Regions from separate parts of the Homo sapiens genome. Here all the other regions are linked to region 1. Evidence: chromatin contacts called from ENCODE Hi-C or POLR2A ChIA-PET data. All regions are on one chromosome and are shown on one strand. Each heading gives the region's core, a stretch centred on a gene start or an enhancer-like site at or near the end of the contact. The rest is flanking DNA. Distances are from core to core; before and after follow the strand shown. Region 1 overlaps CHST3 (carbohydrate sulfotransferase 3). Region 2 overlaps DNAJB12 (DnaJ heat shock protein family (Hsp40) member B12). Region 3 holds the start of DDIT4 (DNA damage inducible transcript 4).

Evidence for each region. Hi-C counts contacts between places; a loop is a spot of excess contacts on that map. ChIA-PET counts read pairs that join two places held with the same protein, here RNA polymerase II (POLR2A). Pooled maps may share reads with other maps.
Region 2: a loop to region 1 is called in a pooled map, with 2.6 times the contacts of the local background. The contact joins two enhancer-like sites. A Hi-C loop is called at or near these places in 2 of 50 pooled maps. POLR2A ChIA-PET finds 5 or more read pairs at or near these places in 6 of 52 experiments (Caco-2, MCF 10A, PC-9 and 3 more).
Region 3: a loop to region 1 is called in a pooled map, with 2.0 times the contacts of the local background. The contact joins the promoter of DDIT4 here to the enhancer-like site in region 1. A Hi-C loop is called at or near these places in 2 of 50 pooled maps. POLR2A ChIA-PET finds 5 or more read pairs at or near these places in 6 of 52 experiments (H1, MCF 10A, OCI-LY7 and 3 more).

What each region holds. Positions count from the first base shown.
Region 1 is chr10:72,007,914-72,012,779 of GRCh38, reverse strand. It overlaps CHST3 (carbohydrate sulfotransferase 3), which reads right to left. Exons shown (of 3, transcript NM_004273.5): 3 at 1-4,866. The coding sequence ends at 4,309. Among named protein-coding and RNA genes, the nearest start is that of CHST3, 46 kb to the right of the region's middle. Within about 2 kb of position 3,584, at least 28 of the 41 ENCODE cell types and tissues checked have a DNase peak (open chromatin) inside an H3K27ac peak, as active enhancers do.
Region 2 is chr10:72,335,154-72,340,019 of GRCh38, reverse strand. It overlaps DNAJB12 (DnaJ heat shock protein family (Hsp40) member B12), which reads left to right. Exons shown (of 9, transcript NM_017626.7): 6 at 1,709-1,818; 7 at 3,324-3,496; 8 at 4,089-4,240. The coding sequence ends at 4,210. Among named protein-coding and RNA genes, the nearest start is that of DNAJB12, 17 kb to the left of the region's middle. RefSeq lists enhancers at 4,114-4,233, 4,794-4,866. Within about 2 kb of position 2,784, at least 25 of the 41 ENCODE cell types and tissues checked have a DNase peak (open chromatin) inside an H3K27ac peak, as active enhancers do.
Region 3 is chr10:72,271,080-72,275,945 of GRCh38, reverse strand. DDIT4 (DNA damage inducible transcript 4) reads right to left here and starts at 2,022. Exons shown (of 3, transcript NM_019058.4): 1 at 1,886-2,022; 2 at 1,525-1,789; 3 at 1-1,251. The coding sequence starts at 1,729. The coding sequence ends at 758. DDIT4-AS1 (DDIT4 antisense RNA 1) reads left to right here and starts at 2,235. Exons shown (of 2, transcript NR_186445.1): 1 at 2,235-3,096; 2 at 3,429-4,560. RefSeq lists enhancers at 1-379, 1,648-1,767, 2,478-3,001, 3,002-3,525, 4,493-4,866.

The DNA of each region.
Region 1 (4,866 bases), core at 2,335-4,834:
TCTGGCTGCGCCTTGTCCTAGAAGCTTCACAAGCAAACCCACCAACTCAGGAGCCCTGGATTTCAGCAGATGGTCCTTCTATCAGCTTGTACAGATCAATAAGACACACTTGGCTTGTGCAGGCATCTGCTTCCACTCAGCCCCAATTTCTCTCCCCTTAGCTCTCCTTGCCTCAGGTATCAGCCCTTGAGATCTGGCTTCACTTTCTGACTTTGGGAATGGGGATGGGAGGGGACTGCCTTGAGGACACAGCCATCCAGTCTTCTGCTCCTGTCTTAGCAAGGGACAAGCCCTACAGTCAATTGGTCTCACCATGTTGCCCAGGCTGGTCTCCAACTCTTGGGCTCAAGCAATCCTCCCACCTTGGCCTCCCCAACTGCTGGGATTACAGGTATGAGCCACCGCACCTGGCCTCTACGGTCAATAGGCCCTAGTATAGGAGAGGATGACCCGGGGCTGGAAGACTTTAGGGTCAGGATATCTCCTCTACCACCCAGGCCAAGAATCAACCTTCTGGGAAGGACCTCCTGCTGAAGCTCCTTCCATTGCCAGACAGACAGATGGCAGAGATGGGAGGGAAAGATGTCGTGTGATGCCTGGTGCCCTCTGTTCTGTGGGGTTTGGTCAGCAGCTGCCCCACTACGCCAGCCTCTGGCAGTAGCTCCCAGGCTGAGGGTGCTAGCAGACCGGAAGTAAACTTGTTATTAAACATCTCTTTTCTGTTTATTTTCAAGTGCATGTATTGCAGAAGGACAAAAGCCTAAATTTGCTTTATGTTCCTCAGCTTTTGGAAAATAACTCGGTGACCACCTGCGGTGTATGTGACAGAGACTGGCTTCTATGCACATCTGGTCTTCTCTTTCCCTCTCTATGGGGACCTGAGAATCCTGCCCTCCACTAACTACTCCCAAGGACCCTCCAGGGCCCTCATCCATTCCTCAATTTATAAACAGGTCCCGAGGGGAAGATGGGAACAGGCAGAGTGGGGACAGCCTGTGAGCATTGGACGCTGCTGTGTCTCACCAAGGCCTGGAACGTTCTGAGCCATTTCTATATGCTGGGCCGCAGAACTCATCAACAAGAAAGAACATGAGTAAACACTCATTGCTGAATGGTCCCCTTGTGCTAGGGAGGCTGGCGGCCAGTGGAGAGAGGCCTCAGCTGCTCCCTCTGTCTCCGGGCAGGTGGGCACCTTGCAGGGGAAGGCTTCTGGCAGACAAGCTGGAACAGAGGAGAAGCCAGGGCTGGCCTCGCTGGAAAAAGAGGCCCGGCCACCAGTGCTTCCATCTTCTCCATCCCAGCTCCAAGCTGAAAATCATATCCACATGGGTGACTCCAACCATATCCATAACGTTTCAAGCCAATAGTCACACCACACTGTCCTTCCCCAAACCCCAAGGGTTCCCAGAGCATCGCTGAGCCCCAGGGGAATACACTTCCAGGAAACATCCACGCGCTTGTGACCTGTCTCAAACACCCGGGCAGAGGTAATACAGCAGCAAGGGCCCTGATGTAGCATCTCAGATCAACAAGAGAGAAACCAAGGGATCTCAGATCTTAAACAACGTCCTGGGGCCATCGTGGTGCTGGCGCTCCAGCTCATTCTCCTCTTGTGTTCTGAATCGTCTTCTGGTGTCCATGCATGAACGGAGTGTGTGAATGGTTTCTATTGTTATTTTGTCTTTCTTGATTTGGGTACAGCTTTGAGTCCCTGCAGATAATAAGGTATTTTCTGTCTCTTCTTTTCAAAAAATAAATAAATTAAGTCAACCTGCAGTGTGCACATTGTCAATGTCCTGAGAAGTCCCAAAGGCCCATTCTTGGTACCATCCTCAGAGGGCGGAGTGGGAGGTCTTGGCCCAGAGTAAGAAGGAGGGATAAAGTCTACTGTCCACATTAGCAGGGCCCCTAGGAAGAGCCTTGGATGGAGGTGGCTGCCCCCTCCCCAGTCCCAGCCCCTCCGACCTCCACATGGGGAACAGAGGAGGGAGCAGTGGGGAGGCTGGGGAAGAACGGCCAGCACTTCTGGGCCTGCCAGAAACATCCTGGCCCCACGGTCATGTTTTCAGAGCTGGTGTTCCTTTGAACTCCAAATTAGAACCATGTCTCTGCACAACTTACTCTTGGACTCTAAAACCAAGAGTGTTGGGGTGTTCAGGCAAAATAGCAAAAGAAAAGAAAATAAAAAAAACCCAAGAGTGGAGACCTCCTTGAATGACTGGAGTCCACAGTGACAGAGACCCAGCAGCTCAAATAGGCTGATTATAGCGAATCCCATGAGATGGTTACTGGCCTCACCTTCTCCAATGGTGGCTTCCTGCCAGGACACACTCTTCCCTCCCCCATGGCAATGTTGGACTCAGATCCTGTACTTCCATGGTGTCCATATTACTCAACCCAAAATGCAGCCCTCTGGGTTTACAATGGGCCGTATCTGACAGAGAAATTGTCCAGGAAACCAGAAGCAGAGCTGGGCAGCCCTCGGCAAACCCTTGCAGCTCCTTGTAAGCTCTGGATACTGAGTTCTGCTCCTGGGTTTGAGGTGGGAGTGGGGAAGGCCTTCTACTCTGGGTACACTTGTCGCTTGTCATGAGGCCCCTGCCCACCCAGGAAACATGTTAGGGCCTGTGAGGGATTTTCAAATCCAGCTTCTTCTCAGGGAGGGGCGAGGGCTGCAAATCTCTGCTGCTCTGGACACTAGGCAAGAACGCTGGTGGCTTTGAGATTCATCCCACATGGGGTTCAAACAGAAAAGCCCATAGGGCACTGTGGCCTGCCACGTGGCCACCTCTCCTCGTTCCTCCTGGGGAAGGCTCCTCCTCCTGTCCTCTCCCTCTGCCAGGAGCCAAGTGCTCCCTGCTGGTTTTCCCCAGCCTCCCTCAAGCCCTCAGGCCTCCACTGCTTGGAAGAGGCGCTCCTACAGAAACAAAAGCAAAAACACAGCCATGAAACAAGAAAGACACCAAGCCATAAATAAAAGCCCGAAACAAAACACCCAGCACATCCTGCGTTAAGCAATACTCTTCCCAGGGCCCTAAGGAGGAATTCCAGGCACTGGCTGTAACCACAGCAACCAACTGGCTGACTCCTGTCCACGAGGGAGAAGGCGGGCTTCTCAGGGGAGGGGGGGCATCCTGGTGGGACTTCTCCCCCACGGGCACTCTGTACTTTCCTCTTGGCCCTACCCCAGATGAGGCCTGGCTGGAAATGGAAGGCCCCGTGAGCTGCCTTTTGCCTCCAGGGACCACAGCTGCTTCTGCCTGCCAGGCCTGAGGCAGCCTTCAAATATGGACATGTTCGGGAGCCAGCCAAGCTAGACGGGGCCTTTGGCTGCACCATTTCAAAACATCCTGCCTGCCAGCCGCAAGGATGTGGATGGGTCAGAGGAGGTAGCCATGAGAATCTAAGGCGGGCAGGGGCTTTGAACGCTGCAGTTCTGAATCCACTGTTCAGTCCAAACCCGGCCAGGGAACTGTGTCATGTCATGGCCCTTTAACGCGTTTCTTTCCCCTGCCCTGCCCTCGAAATAATCCTACAAATGTTAAGCACAGGCTCCTCTGAGGTGTGTCATACAGAAAAACCCTGTGGGCATAAGCAGCGAGGAAGCTTGTCTGCATAGATGTGTGTGCACTTGTGCCTTTATGATGCTTGTCTATGTATGGTGTACATGTATGTATGTCTATACGCATGTGTGTGTTTTGCAGCTCTATAAGGGGCCCATATTCATCAGTAACCAGCACAGCCAACCCATTCATGAAAACGCTGAATCGCTCTGTACTAGTTGGTAAACAGCCACTGTCACCTCAAACGAGCCTCAAATGCCACCTTTGACACCCACGGCTGTCCTAGCCCCTCCTCCAAGGACCCACCCAGATTCCAGACTTCACCATCCAGACAAGAAACGGTTAACACCAAATAAAGCAGGAGGTCTGACTGTCACTGGTCAGAGCCTTGCCCCTTCTGATTGTTAAATATTTGGACTCTGGCCTGCAGGGTCTCCAGGCACGAATGTATGTTTCTGTGTGTGTGAGATCGAAGCTTGCCAACAGGCCCGGGCCTGCCTAGGCCTGCTCAGGAGGCTGCAACCCGTTGGGTCTGGGTGTGATGGCCCTCAAGGGGACCGGGCACTGTCCTGTTCTCCGCAATTAACCCTGGGGCCGCCGCTTTGGCTGGAGCGCTGGCTGGGGGCCCTACTGCTACAGGAGGCGCTGCCCGCTCATGGCGCTGTGCACCCGCCCTCTGCGAGGGCTGCGGCAGAAAGACGGGGCAGGCCTTTCACGAGGAGGGGCATACGGGGCCCCGGCCCCCCTACGTGACCCAGAAGGTGCCCCTCTCCTCCAGCAGGCTGACTGAGCGGTTGGTGAGGGCGGCGGCGTCCCGCGCCAGTTTGTAGCCGAAGAGGCGCATGGCAGGGCCGCAGGCGGCCTGCACCACCTGGGCCAGCTTGAAGGGCATGCTGAAGCGCCACTTCTCGAACTGCTCCGAGGAGTTCTTCTGCGTGGAGTAGATGCCGCTGCCGTCGTGGGCCGCCTGCGTGTTCTTTTGGATCCAGTCTTCCACCTGCGGGGTCAGGGGGATGCCGGCGAAGCGGTACATCTCGCGGGCCTTCTGCAGCGGCCCGCGTGCCACGTCCTCGTAGCGCACCAGCATGTAGCGGCCCCGCAGCCAGGCGGGCTGCCGCAGCCCCAGCTCCGCGGACAGGCGGATGCTCTCGCAGTTGCCCCGCAGCCGCTGCACCTCCTCTTCCCTCAGGCCGTCCTGGCCCTCGTCGTCCAGCCACTTCTTCCAGGTCTTATACTTGCCGGCGAAGGCCACCATGCGCGAGGCCAGCACGGCCCGGGGGTCGCGCACCAGCTGGATGACGCG
Region 2 (4,866 bases), core at 1,535-4,034, 330 kb before region 1:
CTTGCTAAAAAGCCAAAAGATACTTTTAAAAAGATATTTACAAAAATTTGGGAGGCCAAGGTGGGTAGATCACCTGAGGTCAGGAGTTTGAGAGCAGTCTGGCCAACATGGTGAAACCCCGTCTCTACTAAACATACAAAAATTAGCTGGGCGTAGTGGCAGGCGCCTTTAATCCCTACTCGGGAAGCTGAGGCATGAGAATCACTTGAACCCAGGAGGCAGAGGTTGTGTTGAGCCGAGATCGTGCCACTGCACTCCATCCTAGGCAACAGAGCAAGACTCCGTCTCAAAAAAAAAAAAAAGTATAAAAATTATAACTAGACAGTGCTTCAAACACATTTTGTATGCCACAGATCAAAGAACAGCTAGCTGGCTAAAATTAAAATATTGTGGACAATTGCAAAACATTTTAAATTCTGGCCAGGCGGAAGGGGTTTCCTTTTGCTCTGACAATATTTATTCAATTTTTTTTTTTTTTAATTTTTTGAGATGGAGTCTCGCTCTGTTGCCCATGCCGGAGTGCAGTGGCACAATCTTGGCTCACTGCAACCTCTGCCTCCCAGGTTCAAGTGATTCTCCTGTCTCAGGCTCCTACGTAGCTGGGAGTACAGGCGCCCGCCACCACACCCAGCTAATTTTTGTATTTTTAGTAGAGACGGGGTTTCACCATGTTGGCCAGGCTGGTCTCGAACTCCTGACCTCGTGATCTGCCTGCCCCTTCCTCCCAAAGTGCTGGGATTACAGGCGTGAGCCACCATGCCGGCCTTTTTTTTTTTTTTTTGAGACAGGGTCTCGTTCTGTCACCCTGGCTAGAGTGCAGGAGCCTCCCCTCCCAGGCAAAGCTCCCACCTCAGGCTCCCCAGTAGCTGGGACCACAGGCCCACACCACCACACCCAGCTAATTTTTTGTATTTTTTGTAGAGATAGGGTCTTACTTTGCTGTTTGAGCACAGGCTGGTCTCAAACTCTTGGGCTCAAGTGGTCCTCCTGCCTCAGCCTCCCACAGTGCTGGGATTACAGGCATGAGCCATTGCCCCTGATCAAAATTTTTTTATTTTGTATCTAACAACAGAAGAGTTTAACATCACAGATTATCACACAGTGAATATATTTGTTAATTTTTATTTCTAATTCTTCTTTTTTTGTTTGTTTGCTTTTTCTGCACCCTAGAACCAGTGCTATTTCTAATTTTTATTTTGTTTTAATTATTATTTTTTGTAGAGATGGGGGTGTATGTTGGCCAGACTGGTCTTGAACTCCTGGCCTCACGTGTTCCTCTCATGTTGGTCTCCCAAAGTGTTGGGATTACAGGCATGAGCCGCCACACTGGCCATAATGTTTAAATTGGTAATATATTTGTGTGGTTCACATCTCAAAAACTTGTATATACTGCATGTCTCCTTCCAGCCCTGCCTTCCATTCTCCTGGAGGAAGCAACTTTTGCTGATTTTTTTTTTTTTTTGGCATTCTGTCAAAAGTAAATGCAGACACCTCACTTCCTCCTGTATTTCACACCAGTTGCTGCTTTGTTTTTATCTGGGAAAGCTGGCAGGTGAAGGAGCGTCTGTGTTTTGGAGCCTCGTGGAGGGAACGGCAGAGTGGTGTCATGTCTCCCCAGGCTCCACTATTCTAGGGGAGCTAGTGGTGATTATGGCTGACACCACACCCCACCCAGGTCCAGCAGAGTGACATTGGCTCTTCCCTCCAGGGCGGGCTAGGGGTGTTTGTGCAGCTGATGCCTATCCTCATCCTGATTCTCGTGTCAGCTCTCAGCCAGCTCATGGTCTCCAGTCCACCCTACAGTCTGAGTCCAAGACCGTGAGTACATGGGTGAGGCCGGGCCATGGGCAGACAAGGGGCTTTAAATTCTCAGCCCCATCAGGGGCCTTCTTTCCCATCCTGATCCAGCCAGTGTGCGATCATAATGCAGAAACCTGGCTTCGAATCAAGAAAATATACTTTCTCTATTCAACTAGGACTCTTAAGCTTTTTAGGATTATGGTCCCCTAAGAAATTGCAGCGAGAGCTACAGAACTTTTCCCTAAAACTATGCACACATGTGCACACACACATACACACACACGATACACATGTACACACACACACAATACATGCACACACATAATACACATGCACACATACACGCACACATATACACACAGAGTTTTGCATATAATTTCGGCGGCTTTGTGACTCTTCCCTGCCCATCTCCCCTGCCAACCCTGACGAAGAACCTCTGCTCCTCGGCTCTGGTTGGGCTTCCTGAGGCTGTGGAAAGAACAGGGCACTAGAGTCAGACAGAGCAAGCATGGCTTAGAATCCCAGCTTCTCCACTAAGAAGCTGTGTGACCCTAAACAAGTTATATAACCTTGGTTTCCTCATCTATAAAATGGGAATTATAACATCCACCTGCTGTGGAAATTAATGAGTAATGCATATAAAATGTCTGGCCCACTAGAAATGCTCAACAATATTAGTTTAATGAATGCTTAGTCTCGACTGCCAGGAGTGAACTTGAGGACATTTCATGAGCCGTTAGGGGGTCAGCTCCCCTCACTGATGTCCAGCACCTGGCCCAGGGTCAGCTACACAGTGGGTGCACATCTTCAGTGGGGTGGGTCCCCCTCTCCCAAAAGGTGGCCACCTCTGGCTGGGAGCTGGCAGGACCCTTCTCAGCCAGCAGGGGGCAGAGTCGGTCCACTGGACCCTGGCCGCCGGCTCAGGCTCCCTGTGGCCAGATGCCAGCCCTTTTCCCTGCAACTGGAGAGATGTGAGGAGCAGAGGACTAGGGCAGGGACTGTTGTCCCCAGAGCACTGGTCCTGTCTGGGTGTCAAGGCTCTTCCCACAGCTGACAGAGCCTGTGATTGGAGCTGGGAGGATAAGGCTCCCTGGAGCCCTTCCTGTCATTTTGTTCCTAAGCCTCTTAACCCTACACTGGGAACTCCTAGATAGGCAGGCAAGCACTCAGCAACAATTGGCTTAGGGGATGAATGGGGAGATGGAGGCACAGAGGCAGAGCCCAGATTCCCTCTCAGGTCTCCAGTTCCCTAGACCAGGCCTCTCCCCAAAGGCCCCAGGTCAGCAGTGTGGTAAGCAGGGATCTAAAGGCAGGGCGTCCTGCGGTCTGGGCCACGTGTGTGGGAGGACGCTGCCTTTTCCTCAGACTCTCCTTTCAGGGAGTGTGCGGGTCCCTGCTCTGGTTTGAGAGGGAACCAACTACTCCTCTGGTCTGTGCGGCACCTCCTGTCTTGGGGCCCATACCCCTAGAGTGCCCTGGGCATGGGGACCCGCACCCACTTTGAACCTGGTATTTCTGGCCAGGTCCGTGGGCCACATCCACAGGCGAGTCACTGACCACCTGGGTGTCGTCTACTATGTGGGAGACACTTTCTCCGAAGAGTACACAGGCTCCAGCCTCAAAACAGTCGAGCGGAATGTGGAAGATGATTATATCGCCAACCTCCGGAACAACTGCTGGAAGGAGAAGCAGCAGAGTGAGTGTGGGGGGAAGGCGGGGGCTGTATTTGGGAGGTGGCTTGGGATGAAGCTGGAAAGCAGGGGAAGGAGAGAGCCCTGCTCACCCTGTGCTCTGAGGGCCCAGCCCCTGGCACTGCCCTGCACCAGCCACCTCCCAGACAAGAGCTGGTCTCCACTCCTGTGTTTCTCCGGGGCTGGGAGCCAGGGGCCACCTGGTAGTTTCCTCAGGTTCCCGTAAATCACTGCCATCAGCCCAGCATGTTGGCTGCCAGAGGTGAGTGTGTAGAGATGGACTGGAGCGGATGGATCCCTGGCCACCCCCTGACTGTGCTCCTGGATCTGTCTGTGGGACCCTGGGGAGGCCTGACCAGGATGACAGGGTCTCACCTTGGCTGGCCTCACTGCATTCTAGAGAAAGGCGCCTCTGTCACCCTCGCCCACATAAGGACTGTAGTCTCTGCTCCTCCATGGTCTTCCTAATGGGAGGCCAGCCCTGCCCAAGCCCCGGGCATGTACCAGCTTTCCTCCGCCCTCCACAGCCCTCGCAGGCTTCCTTGCAGGCTTCGGGAGGTACTGGGTGTGCACTAACCCTGTCCCATTGCTTTGCAGAGGAAGGCTTGCTGTACCGGGCACGCTACTTTGGCGACACAGATATGTACCACAGAGCACAGAAGATGGGCACCCCCAGCTGCAGCCGACTGTCAGAGGTGCAGGCCTCCCTGCATGGATAGTCCTGGGCCAGCCACACCACCGAGGTCCAAGTATGAGCCAGGGCTGCCTCCACCCTGCAACTCCTGGCAGCTTTGGCCCTGGTCATGAGCAGAGGAGGGAGGGGGAGAAAGGGAGGAAGCCTGGTGATTGTGGCAAAGACTCCTGTCCCCAGCCTGACCTCCAGCCTCCAGAGACCGAGCAGCTGTGGGGCCTGCTGGGAAACCAAGGTCGGTTTCCGCCCTCTAGCGATGCTGTCCTCCCCACTCCTCCGCTCTGCTCCCTGGCTCCAGGGGTGTGGGGGACCCCAGAACCAGGCAGAGTGGGAACTTGAAACTGTTGCTGAGGGCCACCCGGGGCTTCTTGGTCCACTCCAGCCATCAGTCAGCACGGCCCTTTCTCCAGCACAGCAGACTATTGTCCGTGCCCTGGTATTTAGGCCATCACATATGGTGGGGCCCAAGAGAGCCCCATATGCACACTGCCTGCCTGATACCAGGAAGAACCATGTGGGAATAGGTGGGCCAAGAGCCCTCCCCTTTCTCCATCCCTCCAGCTAGGAGGAAATGGAGCAAGATGAACAGGCAGCCACGAGGTGGGTGGGAGCTGGCAGTCTTGGTGGCGGCAGGGGCCGCGGGCCCTGACCACCCCCCTCTGGTGGGATCTGAGGCACTCTCTC
Region 3 (4,866 bases), core at 773-3,272, 260 kb before region 1:
TTATCTTCATGTAAACAGTTCTAGATGGAAGACCCAGATGGCACTCCTCCCGGGGAGGGGTTCCAGCCCCCACCCTCTCAGCCCCTCCCCTGCCAGCTCAACTCTGCAGTACACGATGGGGGAAGGCTTAAACGCAGCTGCCAGGTGTAATTTTTCAAGTGTCAAAGATCCCAAGTGATCCCTGACACCCACCCCTTCCTACTCTTACATTCATGCGTCTGTAAGATAGCTGCCTACAACAGGTCAGTAGTGATGCTCCGATCAGAAAAACAAGATACAAAACAAACAACAAACACACTTGGTCCCTTCAGACCAGTAAGATACACAAACCACCTCCACGACCTCCGACCTCCCCCCTCCCTCCGGCTGCTCTGAGGAGCACGTGCCTCTTCCTTCACCCTGGGCCGGGCTGGGGCGGGAGCAGCCCAGCTGCTCTCTGGATGTCACACCACTGTTAACTGTCAGTAACAAAAATAATAAGGTACATGCTACACACACATCCAGCTGGAAGCCTTGTTGGCCCCTAAGCCTTTGTTTCATGCTACAGTACTGAGGGGTATGTGTCCCCAATGCACAGCCACCCGCACACAACTCAATGAGCTTCCTGGGAAACACTATTCCCCCACCTCCACCTTAGGTGGCTGCCTCAGTTTTCCAACCACAGGAATCAGTCCCTCAGCTCCTGCCTCTAGTCTCCACCCCAAAAGTTCAGTCGTCTCTGTCTTGGAGGGCACTGTCGGCCCCCTCAGGTTGAAGTTCAACACTCCTCAATGAGCAGCTGTTCCGAGCTGTACAGCTTCTTCTTGATGACTCGGAAGCCAGTGCTCAGCGTCAGGGACTGGCTGAAGCCAGGGAGGAAGGGAGAGTTGGCGGAGCTAAACAGCCCCTGGATCTTGGGCCAGAGTCGTGAGTCCAGGCGCAGCACGAGGGTCAGCTGGAAGGTGGGCACCAGGCTGGGGTCGAGTGCCAGCTGGCCCACGCTGTGGCAGCTCTTGCCCTGCTCCACGCAGACGTCCAGCAGCGCCCCCCGCAGGCCGCACGGCTCGCTGTAGGCCAGGCGCAGTAGTTCTTTGCCCACCTGGCTTACCAACTGGCTAGGCATCAGCAGGCGCGCAGGGCGTCGAGAGCCCAGCCGCGCCTGGGCCAGGCTCTCCTGCAGCAGCTGCATCAGGTTGGCACACAAGTGTTCATCCTCAGGGTCACTGAGCAGCTCGAAGTCGGGCAACGACACCCCATCCAGGTAAGCCGTGTCTGGAAAGGAGAGCACACAGGAAGGGGTATTAGAGCGGCTTCAAAACGAAACGCACAGGCGGGGGAGGTGCTGTTTCCTTAAGAAACCAACGCTCCTTCCCACTCCGTGCCTCAGTTTCCGCCTCACTCACCTTATACTCCAATTCCCCCTGCCCCCAAGCAATCTGGGTCCCGATGGGATAGGAAGCCAAGGCGGCTCTGACCCCTTCCAGCACCGGGGCTTCCCCACCTTCCCGGCCCCTCGAGTCGCGTCGGCACCCGCCCACCGCTCACCTTCCTCCGGCCCGAAGCCACTGTTGCTGCTGTCCAGGGACTCGCAGTCCGAGCTCTCCAGGCTCGTGGAGCGGTCAAACCCCTCCTCCCGGGTCGCCGACCCCCAGGCTGAGCGCGGCGGCCGATCTGGGGTGGGAGTTCGGGGCAAGGACGAGGGCGAAGAGGAGGTGGACGACGACGAGAAGCGGTCCCAAAGGCTAGGCATGGTGAGGACAGACGCCAGGGCGTTTGCTGATGAACTCAGAGTGCCGGAGCGTAGAAGCCGCTGTAAGACAAGAGGGGGACCGACCAGGCGTCAGTCTGGGGACCAGACCAGACCAGACCGCGAGCTCTAGGACCCACACACAGAAGGGACACTCACCAGCTAGCGCGGTCAGCGAGAACTGCTAAGACAAGTGCGTCCTGCCGCTTGAATGGGTGTGCGAACCCGTGCCAACCACCGAGAGCCGCCCAGACCCGTCCCAGGTCCACGCTCGCACCTCCCCCTTGGCCTGCTGCGCCCTAGCACCAGCGCGGAGCAGCCTATAAGGACTAGCGCGGCGAGGCCACGCCTTCTCTGCGCCACGACCCAATCCAGACCCGGGAGTGTGGCCCGCCTTGGCCAATGGACTCCGGGCGCACGTAAGCAACGTTCTCTCCTGCCCGGTGACAGCGGCCGGGCCCCGCCTCCATTGAGCCCCAGAAAGCTCGCAGTCGAACCCCGACCCACCGCCACGCCCCCTTTCTGGAAAGGATCCGCGGCGGCTGCAGCTGCCAAGGTCCCCGAGGGCGCTCGCGGCAGGGGAGGATCAAGGAAAGACTTGTTTATTATAGGGTTGCATTGCTGGAGGAGGGGACAGCCCGTGACCAGGCTAGGAGGAGAGGCAGGGAAGCGTGAGGGGGCGGCGGGCAAGGAAAATGGTTGCCCCCAGCGTCTTGGATCCTAAAGCTTCGGGAACAACTGGGCACACACGGGGGGGATGCCCGTGGGACGGCGGCGCAGGAGCAGACGTTAGCCCGGCCTGCCCTCGCGCCCTTACCCCCTCTATCCCTGCTTTGCAAAGGCTCGGGATATGGGGGTGGGGTCCACAGACTGGGAAGCTCCGGGCACCATGCTGCCCCTTCCCCAAGGCCCCACCTGCCCATCCTGGCTGTTACTCTACAGCCCAGGACATAGGTTAATGGGGATCCCTGCCTCCTCCCAAACCCTATCTGCTTCCACTTCCAACTGCTCCCAAGGAGAGGGCTTGAGGAGAGTGGTTAGAGGAGTGTGGATGGGCCCGGGTTCATAGCGCCCAGTGCAGGGATGGAAGCGAGGATTCACAGCAGTCGGACTCACAGACCCATCCGCCCTCCCCGCGGACTGCAGGCAGCGCAGCCGGACCTCCCTGCCCGGGCGCCCCCCGGGTCCTAGCACCCAGCGCTCGCCTAGCGCTTTGTGTAAAAGATCCAGACGGTTGCATCAGGACCGAGGACCGAGATCTCTGGAAAAGCCAGGGAGTGCAATGGCCATCCCGTGTTTCATCATTCAGGCGGGGCCACAGGAAATCTGGCCTGGCAGCAGTGCTCAGAGGCTAACAGTGGTTGCTGAGGGTGGGTGGAGGTTGAGACGGACTCGACCTTTATTGCTCTAAAGGTTTATCAGTCTGGGACAGGAGGACCCTGATGGAAGAGGGAGCCAAACTTACATCAGATGCCCAGGGCCCCGGGGGCGGGCAAGGAACCTAACCAGATAGGCGGGCCTTGCCTCGGGTCAGGCTTGCTTTCGCGTGACAAATGACACTTGCAGGAGATGTCAGGCCACTGCCCTCCGCAACCCCCATCCCCACCCCAACTTAGAAAAAAGAAAAAGCTGACACTTGGGCCAAGACTTAGAACCTGAAAGAACCAGAATCCAAGCTCTGCACCCTACTCTCATTTGACAGGTGGGAGACCCACTTATGGAGACAAATTTATGGATTAAAAAAAGAAATCAGGGGATCCAGGAGACATCTTAAAGACAGCTGCAGAATGGAATAGTTTGTGAGCCACTGGGACTTTCAAGGCCTTCTCTTCCCATTCTTCAAGCTCTGTCGCTTGTTGGAGCCTTAAAGACACCAGATTGCTTAACAATGGGGATATAAAAATTAAAAATAATAAAAGACACTGGATCAAGGCGGCTAGTTGTTCTTGGAGGGCTGGAGTAGATGACATACTCTTGAAATCACTCTTACAGAGGTGACCTGCATGGGTGTGTCTTCCTGCTGGCCAGAGAGAAGATCTGAATTAATCCATCAGGAACATTCACATTTCCTCCAGGCTGATTTGGGCGGGACACCTAAACACCCTAAGGAAACAAGAGTTACGATGTTTTTTCTTCTTCTTCTTCTTTTTTTTTTTTTTTTTGAGATGGGGTCTCACTCTTTCACCCAGGCTGGAGTGCAGTGGTGCGATCTTGGCTCACTGCAAGCTCCGCCTCCCGGGTTCACACCATTCTCCTACCTCAGCCTCCCGAGAAGCTGGAACTGCAGGTGCCCACCACCACGTCCGGCTAATCTTTTGTATTTTTAATAGAGAGAGGGTTTCACCGTGTTAGCCAGGATGGTCTCGATCTCCTGACCTCGTGATCCGCCTGCCTCGGCCTCCCAAAGTGCTAGGATTACAGGCGTGAGCCACCGCGCCCGGCCTAATTTTTGTATTTTTAGTAGAGAGACGGTTTCACCATGTTGGCCAAGCTGGTCTCAAATTCCTGAACTCAGGTGATCCACCAGCCTGGGCCTCCCAAAGTGCTGGGATTACAGGCGTGAGCCACCACGCCTGGCCTTTTTTTTTTTTTTTTTGGACAGAAAAAAAATTCAGGAAAATGTGGAACACTGACCTAAAGAAAGCACAGGCTTTTTTTTTTTTTCCTTTTAAGTAGATATTCATAAGGAAAAGAATCCGGGTCCGGTTTGGAAAGGTCAGTTATTAGGAATCATTTATTCATTCAACAAACACCATCAAGACTGCCCAACAGTGTTCCAAGCACCTTTTTTTCATTCACTGTCTCCTTCTGTTAATAAAACAACTTGTCTCAAATGGGAAGGGCTGGTTAATGCGCACTGAGTAATTTTGTTTCTTTTCAAAAGAAATCTATTAGTGTTATTGTCTCATTGTGTTTCTAAAAAGCGATTAAAAAAAAAAAAGAAGGCAGTCCTATTGTTGGAAGTGTTTCCTAAAGTAGGAGGGAGTGGGTTCCAGGGTAAAGTCTCCTGCAAGGAGGCCTGGCAGAGGCCTGGGGGAGTTGGGAGTGGTCAGTGTCTTCCCCTGTGACAACTGCTAAAACCCCTGATAGAGAAAAGGCCTGTATGCCAGGAGAATCTCAAAGGTCGGGAGGAGGGTAAA